Regions from separate parts of the Homo sapiens genome. Here regions 2 and 3 are each linked to region 1. A link is a contact called in ENCODE Hi-C or POLR2A ChIA-PET data. All regions are on one chromosome and are shown on one strand. Each heading gives the region's core, a stretch centred on a gene start or an enhancer-like site at or near the end of the contact. The rest is flanking DNA. Distances are from core to core; before and after follow the strand shown.

Region 1 (3,113 bases), core at 267-2,766:
CAGGGTTTTGCCCTGTTGCCCAGGCTGGTCTTGAACTCCTGGCCCCAAGTGATCCTCCTGCCTGGGCCTCCCAAATTGCTGGGATTACAGGCATGAGCCACTGTGCCTAGCCCCCTAGGTATTTAAATGAGAAGCATATTCAACCTGTACTAGAAACATTGTGTTATGTCTTTCCATGTCCCAGAAATGGATTCAGGGACATCATTTCTATTCCTCATAGAAATGAGCCATCTTTAGGTGTCTGGGCTTGGTGACTTATGCCTGTGATCCCAGCACTTTGGAAGGTTGAGGCAGGAGGATCCCTTGAGCCCAGCCATTTGAGACCAGCCTGGGCAGCACAGTAAGACCCCATCTCTACAAAAGATAAAATTATATCACTTCTCAGCCTTTTAGCTAAGATCAAGTACAAAAAATAAAATTATTAGCCAGGTGTGGTGGTATGCACCTGCAGTCCCAGCTCCTCAGGAGGCTGAGGTGGGAGGATCACCTGAGCCCAGGAGGTTGAGGCTTCAGTGAACCGTGATTGTGCCACTGCACTCCAGCCTGGGTGACAGAGCAAGACCCTGTCTCAAGAAACAAACAAACAAACAAACAAACAAACAAAAAACTCCTTGGGTAATGACCCAGCGGTCACCCATTGTGACCAGTTTTTCCATGGGACTGAACCACTGTCATTTGTCTGGTGCTTTATAACAGCTTACAAAATACTTCTGCAGCCACTTTCTCATTTGCTTTTCCCCAGTGCTCGTAGCGTTATTGGCGATGTATAGATGCAGAAGCTAAGAGAGGTTAAGTCATTTGCCCAAAGTTACGGAGCAAGGGGAGACCTGGACCTAAGCTCCAGTCCTTGGCCTTTGCTCTCAGACTTTCCCAAGTCCCTGCTGTGGGGCCTTTGGTGGCAGCGGGCCAAGGCAGTTCCGGGCACCTGGGCTGACTGTGTGACTGTGAGTTTGGTAAGCCGAGCCTGGCAGGTGTTTGCAATTCCCTGAGCTGGCTCCTGGGAATGCATTCTGTGCCATGCAGGGCCGTGTTGCAACGTGACTAATGGATGAGAAGGTTGAGGAGGAAAGCCATTACTTCACCAATGTGAATCAAGGTCATTCGTCACCTCGGGAAGCACACGGAGCTGCGACGTTCAGGAGGGAGGCACGCTGCTCCCAAGCCAAACCACGATGCAGCCTGGCACCAGTCCCATGCAGCAGGGAGAAGGGGAGTTTCTGGAAGCGAGGATGAGCTGGGCAGCCAGGCCCAGGGCCCTGGCCGTGCATGCATCAGCCCCTCCTGAGAAAAAGAGCTCAAGGACTACATGGGGTCTTACCCACGAGTGGGGCAACGGTGCAGTTTCCAGGAGGCGTTGGCAGGAGCTGACCGGCCACTGACGCTGGCCGGGGTCCCTAGGGGACAGGGACTGGAGGGTCAGCGGCCTCTGACCATCCAGCGTCATCTGAGGAAATCAGGCCAATCGTGAGCCACCAGAGTGTCCTCACCGAGACGGCCTCTCTCCCTAGTATAACAAGCCACATTTGCTGCCTTTCTGGGAGAGTTAGAAGCAAGCCACGTGGGTGACTTCTTTTCAAAGTTCTCTGCCTCAGAGGAGGAAGCCCCATGGGTGGAGGCCAGGCCCGAGGCCATCCTGCTCTGGGCCAGAGCGTGCCTGTGTCTGATGAGCGAGGACATGCCTCGTCTGGCTGAGCCTTCCATTTCACACCGGCAGCTCGAACCCCCCATCACGGCTTCCTTTTGGGCTCCCCTCCTCAGGGGACCGAGCTTGAAATGTGCTTGCCCTTCATCCCTAAGGCCTGCGTCCCTTCCTCAGAGAGGACTAAGCCCCTCTCCCAGTCTTGATGTTCTCCGAGGCCCTTCTTATTCACAGAACCTATCTGGCTTATTTATTCGCTTGCTTGCTTCTGATGTCTTCTCTTACTGAAAGGTAAGTTATGTGGGAGATGGAATCATGCCAGCTTTGGTTCACCATTACATCCTCCACACTTTTCTATTCTGATTTATTTATTTATTTTAGAGTCAGAGTCTTGCTCTGTCGCTCAGGCTGGAGTGCAGTGGCACAATCATAGCTCACTGCAGCCTCAAACTTCTGGACTTAAGTGATCCTCCTGCTTCAGCCTCCTGAGTAACTAAGACTACAGGTGTGCATCACCATGCTTGGCTAATTTAAAAAAATTGTTTTAATACAACAATTAGCTGGACGTGGTAGTGTGAACCTGCAGTGCCAGCCACTGTGGAGGCTGAGGTGGGAGGATCACTTGAGCCCAGGAGATTGAGTCTGCAATGAGCTGAGATCGTACCACTGCATTCCAGCCTGGCAACAGAGTAAGACCCTGTCTCAATTTTTTTTTTTGTAGACGTGGGGTCTCACTATATTGCCCAGGTTGGTCTTGAACTCCTGGACTCAAGGGATTCCTCTGCCTCAGCCTCTAGTGTCACTGGGATTACAGGTGTGAGCCACTGGACCTCGCTCCCCTGAAAAGTTTTTGTGGAGCCTGGCACCAGGGGAACCCAATATCTATCCTTTGAATGAATGAATAAATGCAAGGAAATAAATGAAGAGGAGGCGGGGGTCAGGAGGGGCATGTTTTATATGAGTAGATACCATGCAAAGGTCCTCCTGGGTGCCATCGCCAGTGCGGGGCAGCCTGCGAGCCCCTTGAGGGAGGTCTCCCTGACACACTGCCCACTCCTCCTGGGGCCGAGCAGGAGTCACATCCAAGGGCTGGGTCATTATCTGATAAATGAGTGGGTTGTGCGGATGAGTAAACAGGGACTGACCCAGAGGTCAGGTGTAACTCAGCCTCAGAAACTGCGTGTGTCAATAGGAATCGAAGGGCCAAGGAATGTGTTTTTCGTTGATGTCAACTTGCTGCAAAGGACCACACCTGCTTCTCGACCCAGGAACGTGGGAAAGGGAAAGGCTTGGCTTGTTTTGGTGGAGATGGAGATGCTGGTAACAGTGGAGGAATGCCCTCCTTCTGATTCACAGTGGGGAGGTGCTCTGGGCCCCTGCCACTGCCCGAGGACTTCAGGTAAGTCAGCCCGTGGCCCCCAGCCCTTCCCTGCCAGACGCCCTGGCAGACGGCTTGTTCTGACAAGTATGCGCT
Region 2 (3,113 bases), core at 1-2,500, 1.5 Mb after region 1:
TTCCCAAGTAGCTGGGACTACAGGCACCCACCACCACGCCTGGCTAATTTTTGTATTTTTTTTTAGTAGATACGAGGTTTCACCATATTGGCCAGGCTGGTCTCAAACTCATGACCTCGTGATCTGCCTGCCTCAGCCTCCCAAAGTGCTGGGATTACAGGCGTGAGCCACCGTGCTCAGCCCAGTTTTGCCATTTTCTGCAGCAGATGTCAGTTCTTTGAGTGACATGAAGATAGAGATTTGCTAGGTGAGGGGAAGAGTAAAGGAACTAGTGAATTGAAAGGCCTCTTTAAAAGGAGATTAGTTAAAATAATGGACCACAGTGTCTACACTGCATAGAGAAGGAAATAAAGGCAGTGAAGAGCTAATAAATCAGAAGGAAATGGAAGAATTACACAGCTGCTGGATTCCATGTGGTGGGAGACTGGTTATAGTTGGCAGATGGGAATGAAAGATGAAAAGAGAGGAAGCTGTAGTCGTAGGGGAGAAGACTTAGTTCAGAAGAGAGGGGTGAGTCCTGGGTTATGGCCATCTCTAGCAGTTAGCTATTGCCAAAGTGGAGGGAAGAAAGTCACTAGAGGGGCTGCAAGTCTAGTGTTCTGTTTATCCACGTTGAAGATGCATGACGAAGCCTGGACCGGGAGAGAGGAAGCCAACATGGCAAGAGCAGAAATCTTCAGGGTCTCAAGAATGAGTGGGAGGTTAGTGGATGATAGAGACAGTGGCTGAAAGAAGAAATACTGCGGTCAGAAGTGCCTGGCCAATTGAGGGTCCTTTTACTGAAGAAAGGAAGGGCAATTGTTTGAAAATTGATTCAGGGACTTTAGAAGGATGCGAATCCCATCTGCAGCCCTGAGGGGTAGTCAAATTAGCATCCTCCTCCAAGGGATGCCAGGACTATTCCAGGACAACCGAGCTTCAGGAAGGCAAAGAGGTAGAAGGTATTCTGTGTAGGCGTAGGTGCAGAAGTAGGTGAAATGGATTTGACTAAAGGGTCCCAGAGGGTACATGGAAAACTTTTCATAGGAGAGGAGCCATGGGAACTCTAGTTACAGGAAGCCCAGAAGAAACTGCAGGTGGGAGCAGAGGAGAGGAAGGATACATGGAGAGTTTACATTTTGCAAGGTGAGCAAGACAGAGAAATGCTGCCGCACAGAATGAACTGGTCTCGAGGTTTCAAAGTCAACTGTGGTAGCTTGAATGAAGTGCAGCTGAGGCTCAAGGTTGAGTGGCCCTGGCCACGGTCCACCTGGCTAGCAGGCAGTGTCTTCTGCTAACCCATCCGGTGTCCTCTACCCCCTCACCTAGTCTTCCCCCAGGCCCCACTGGATGCAAGAACAGGGTCATTTTCAACTTCAGGAATAATGTCACCGTAAACCAAACACCAACCTTGGCTGGTCTTTGTTACTATTCCCTTAATGCAGGCTGCACACTAGAAATTTTCATTCTAGATGTCCCAGTCACTTAATTTCAGAGCACTTATTTTTCTTTTAAATACTTTCACTTTTCTCTTTGCCTTTTTTCTTAAATGACTTCACTTTTATTTCATGCTTTAAAGTTTGTAGATCATTTCCATGAAATAATTCATTAGACAAATTCATTATTGTAATTTCATTACAATAACTAAGCAGGCCAGGCAGCATTATTCAATTTCCACAGATGAGTAAACTCAGACTTTGGGAAATCGTTTTTCAAGGGCATCTTTAGTTCAATGCTCTTTGGTTGTCACGAAGGGCCTGTCCTTTGAACTGCAAAGTCACAGCACATACTGACAGAGTTACTCTGAAACATGCAAAACGATTATGATGCCGTTGTGTGATATATTTAAAAATGAAACCTAAGAGTTTAGTAATAATAGCTTCCTGTTACTATTACTTTGTCATCTCTCAAGGACTTTTAAATCACTGAGAAATATATTTGTTCTTTTCTGAAAACCACATGAATGCAGATGACAGCGACAGATAATCAATCACGAGAATGATAAAGTGTGGTGGCTGCGCTGGAAACAATGAGTACGTTTAAAATCTGTTTAAGGTGACAGTTGTCTCTGAAAAATAGGAGTTGATGGGCCTCAGCCAGTGCTTCTAAGATTTTTATCATTCTGAGAGAGTAACTGCCTTTTCAATCCAGATTTTAAAAAGTCAGAAACTTCCTGAATGAGCAACTCTTAGAATGAACTTGGCACTTAACATGTTTGGAGATCTGGGAAGAAGGAAGGTTTTCATGGTTGTTTTCAATCTTATCTAAACATACTTGGCCAGAATTATAAGAAGTAAAAATACCCAAAGTGTTCATCCCTTAAAGCAAAACAGATGTCAATTAGGGATGCAGCATATACATTGTGATCAACTTGTAATGACCCCAAATCTTTATTGGGCTTTTTAGTAAGTATTTTGTATTTTACAGTATTCACCTGACTCATGATATTGTTGTTTTTGTAGGTAGGATGATGGTCTACCTGCAATTACATGGTTCAAAGTAATGTTTATCTAAAATATAAGACAGTTAAAGCTCATTCTTTGATACTCACTCCTCTATGCTACCTGAAAAATATCTTCAGTTCTCCTTCTCAATTTTTTATTCTTTTTTCAAGATAGGTAATCTGTAAGGCTCATACAAACACACATCAAAGATCTGCACCTGGACTCTTTTTTTTTTTTGAGATGGAGTTTCTCTCTTGTCTCCCAGGCTGGAGTGCAATGGCATGATCTAGGCTCACTGCAACCTCAGCCTCCTAGGTTCAAGCAATTCTCCTGCCTAAGCCTCCTCAGGAGCTAGTATTACAGGTGCATCACCATGCCCGGCTAACTTTTGTATTTTTAGTAGAGACGGGGGTTTCACCATGTTGGCCAGGCTGGTCTCGAACTCCTGACCTCAGGTGATATGCCTGCCTCGGCCTTCCAAAGTGCTGGGATTACAGGTGTGAGCCAACGTGCCCAGCCTGCACCTGGACTCTTGATCCTTTGGCTGACATTCCTCTCCACATCTAGATCACACTCCACAGCTCATTTCCTAGAGGAAACCTGTCATCCAGAGAGAAGGGAGAAAACAATTAAGAGACCTAAAAACCTGCCCAAGAAATTCTTAAATCCAGCTATAATCAACTAACACAT
Region 3 (3,113 bases), core at 212-2,711, 1.4 Mb after region 1:
CATGAAAAATACTTTAAAAAGCATTTTTATTTACTTCTGGGTCCTTTACTGCACTCCAAAAAGCTGAGTTTGCCTGACAGTACATATTAGATAAGAGAGATGTTAGGAAAATTGACTTCAGCAATTTTACATCTTGCCTCACACAAAAGGCTTTGATGCACCAAATTTCCACAATGTAAGACCCTTGCAAAATAAAAAAAAAAGTCACAATAGGAAAATCTCAAACATGCTACAGAGACAGATTTAAAAAGTTACTTGGCATAGTCAAATAAAGTAAATGGTATACTGTCTCATTTCAATTTCAACTATAAGTTGCTAAGAAACTTTTGTTTCTAAATTTGCCATATATACATTGCTGAAACTACATCCTAAAGGGACTGCCTTCCTAAATTGAGGATATCAGTATTTATCACAGCTCTTCCCAGCATGGAGGCTTTAACAACAACAAATACCAAAATAAATGTATTATGCCAGACAATCAGGAGGCTCTGCTCTCACTGAATTCTGAATAAGAGACAGATAATACTGTTCTAATTCTCCAACATGTGCTTCTGCCAATTTAAAACTTTTCTTCTTTGAAACAAATAGCTGTTTTTAGTAAGAGGTCAGTGTACTTTAAAGAGTTAAGAAGGTTTTGCATTGCCTATTTCCGTTATCTTGAGGTCTCCAGATTTGTAAATATCTCCTCATTCATTTTCCAAAAGGCCCATAAAGCTGGTTTGGAGAAAGTATGAGTGTGATTTTTTTCTCAGGTAAAAAAAAAAGTGACCCCATGTCAGTAATCTAAACATTACTCGATTTTTTTTGAAGTCAGACCAAATTTCTGTCTTCAGAAAATGTTTCTTTTTTCTCCCACTTGTCTTCTTCAACTTTTGAACAAATACTTTCAAAATATCTTGGTGGCATGACTACTATAGAAAGAAACCAGTGTCATAAATGGAGTGATCTGGGCTAAACTTTATCTGTCCTGGGAATCTTTTACATGATTCATTTAGAGACTACTCCCACCCCTTGGTCTCTCTTCCCTTGGATTTCTGAGAGCTTAGGAACTCCCACTCTGAGATACTCTGTGTTCTCTCCTCACGTGGAGTGTATCTGCTACTTTGAAATCAACATCCCTACCAGACACGTGTCACATTTAAGTTCACGCACAGGACCATGTCCTGGAATGATAAGGCTTTCTGCTGCTGTTCTACCCTGAGGGCATTCCGCAGGCATCTTAGGAACTCAATCTTGAAGGCTCAAGCTAAGCAAGTGAGTTCAGCTTGTACTCATCACCCAGAATTCTCTAGTAGTCACTTTTACCTCCAACTTCCCACTCTCTCGCCTCCAACTAAAGGGTTCCCAAGGTCAGTTCTGGCTTAGCTACACTGTTCATCTTCCACCTCCTTGTCATGCCTGCAGCAAGCCGAATTTCTGTTCTCTGAGAGGCTGACCCAGAGCTCCTCCTGGGTGACCAAGCTCGCTTCTCCCTGGGGACCAAAGGGCAGCATCATCGGCCAAAGACAAAAAGAAACCCTGGGGAAGACATCCTCCCTTACTTTCCTGCCTGCTAGGGTGGGGGCCGAGGCAAAACTTGCTCCTACTTTTCTACTTTGCCCTTCACATTAACAACAATCTGAAGGGCATTAAGGTTTAATGTGTTCTCTGCGGATTCAAACGAGTTCCTAAAATTAAGTACTACACTCTATTACTTATTAATCACATCTGATTCAGAAGTTTTTCTTCACGTACTTCCTCATTTTCTGGACTTTGAACTTCCCTCTCATGTTAGAGCCAAGCAGCTGTAGCAAACTAGCCATTATTTTTTCCTGCATTGCATAAAATAGAATAACACTCTCCAAGTGTAATCCAGCTTCTGTGATTTATATTGATGAGCATCTCAGGACTCTGCTCCACACCAAGGCTTGTGACCATCGGAAATGTTGCAGATCCAGTTATGGCAGGATGCATGCCTCTATTCTCCAAGGATTCTCTATTCTACCCTTAACCAATGATCTGGCCTCATGACAGCAGTCTTCTATTGCAGGGACATGGTCAGCAGGGAGGAAATATGCTTACGGGGCAGCACACTTGGATTCCTCTAAAAATCATATACTATCCCTCTAAAATCACCTATATTTTTCCATCTCCCTGTCCTCTAATCAGTAAGATATTTAAGCATGTGAACCCCTATTGAGATATTGGACAATCACTCTGTAATTCTTTCTGTGTGCATGGTAGTTAATAAATGTGTATGCCTTTTCTCATTAATCTGCCTTTTTGTGAGTTGATTTTTCAGCAAATCTTCCGAAGGGTAAGGGGATGCTTTCCCTTTGCCCTGCAGTTGGTAATAATTTACTCATGGCAGCACATGGTACAGAAGGTAGAAGGTTACTGAGCGAGTGACCCACTGTCAGGAGACTGGCCCGCGATCAAAGTGCTTGGCTGGCTCATCAGAGGGCGCTGATTTTGCACTGATTTTTACCAGCCCCTCAACCACCAACTCCTGGGCAGCCACCCATGGGAGGTAAGGCTCCATTGCGGGGGTCAGTGGACATTCATTATCACACAGGGGCTTTCTCATTTTCTTTTCTAAAATCCTTAATATAATAGTATCCTGTGTACGTCATCTAAATGTGACCTTTATGTTTTCTATGAAGGACTATATATATATATATACGTATATATATATATATATATACACACATATATATATATATACATATGTATATATATACATACATATATATATGTATATACACACACATATGTATATATATTCTACATAGAGGCACACTTCTGATATATGAAAGCATAAGATTACAACCAGCTGTGATTTTTATTTATTTTAGCTTCTAAATTTAAAATTCTCAGATTAATGTAACATAATCTGTTCATTTAGGGATTCGTGTTTAAGTTCTATGCTTTAGTGCTAGGTGGCTGCAAATCACAATGTACTTTCAAAACAAAGTATCTTAACCTTTTAATAAATCCTTTTCATAACCTGTTCAATTCAAAAAAATGTTTATAAACATGTTAGACATCTGACACCATTCTATCGCAAGAGGGTAGAAACATTTATTGCAGCAGAATACTATGGTTATTCACTCTCAAGTTTATTATTCCCCTTA

The links. Hi-C counts contacts between places; a loop is a spot of excess contacts on that map. ChIA-PET counts read pairs that join two places held with the same protein, here RNA polymerase II (POLR2A). Pooled maps may share reads with other maps.
Region 2: a map with no recorded cell type shows a loop between it and region 1 (5-fold over the local background). The contact joins the enhancer-like site here to the promoter of LINC01348 in region 1. A Hi-C loop is called at or near these places in 1 of 37 single-sample maps with no recorded cell type and 2 of 50 pooled maps. POLR2A ChIA-PET finds 5 or more read pairs at or near these places in 1 of 52 experiments (activated CD4-positive, alpha-beta T cell).
Region 3: a map with no recorded cell type shows a loop between it and region 1 (6-fold over the local background). The contact joins the enhancer-like site here to the promoter of LINC01348 in region 1. A Hi-C loop is called at or near these places in 2 of 37 single-sample maps with no recorded cell type and 1 of 50 pooled maps.

What each region holds. Positions count from the first base shown.
Region 1 is chr1:235,068,221-235,071,333 of GRCh38, reverse strand. It overlaps LINC01348 (long intergenic non-protein coding RNA 1348), which reads left to right and starts at 1,516. Exons shown (of 4, transcript NR_027454.2): 1 at 1,516-1,930; 2 at 2,832-3,038.
Region 2 is chr1:233,597,982-233,601,094 of GRCh38, reverse strand. No RefSeq gene overlaps it. Among named protein-coding and RNA genes, the nearest start is that of KCNK1, 15 kb to the left of the region's middle. Within about 2 kb of position 1,250, at least 2 of the 41 ENCODE cell types and tissues checked have a DNase peak (open chromatin) inside an H3K27ac peak, as active enhancers do.
Region 3 is chr1:233,672,204-233,675,316 of GRCh38, reverse strand. KCNK1 (potassium two pore domain channel subfamily K member 1) reads right to left here. Exons shown (of 3, transcript NM_002245.4): 3 at 2,803-3,113. Among named protein-coding and RNA genes, the nearest start is that of MIR4427, 50 kb to the right of the region's middle. Within about 2 kb of position 1,461, at least 4 of the 41 ENCODE cell types and tissues checked have a DNase peak (open chromatin) inside an H3K27ac peak, as active enhancers do.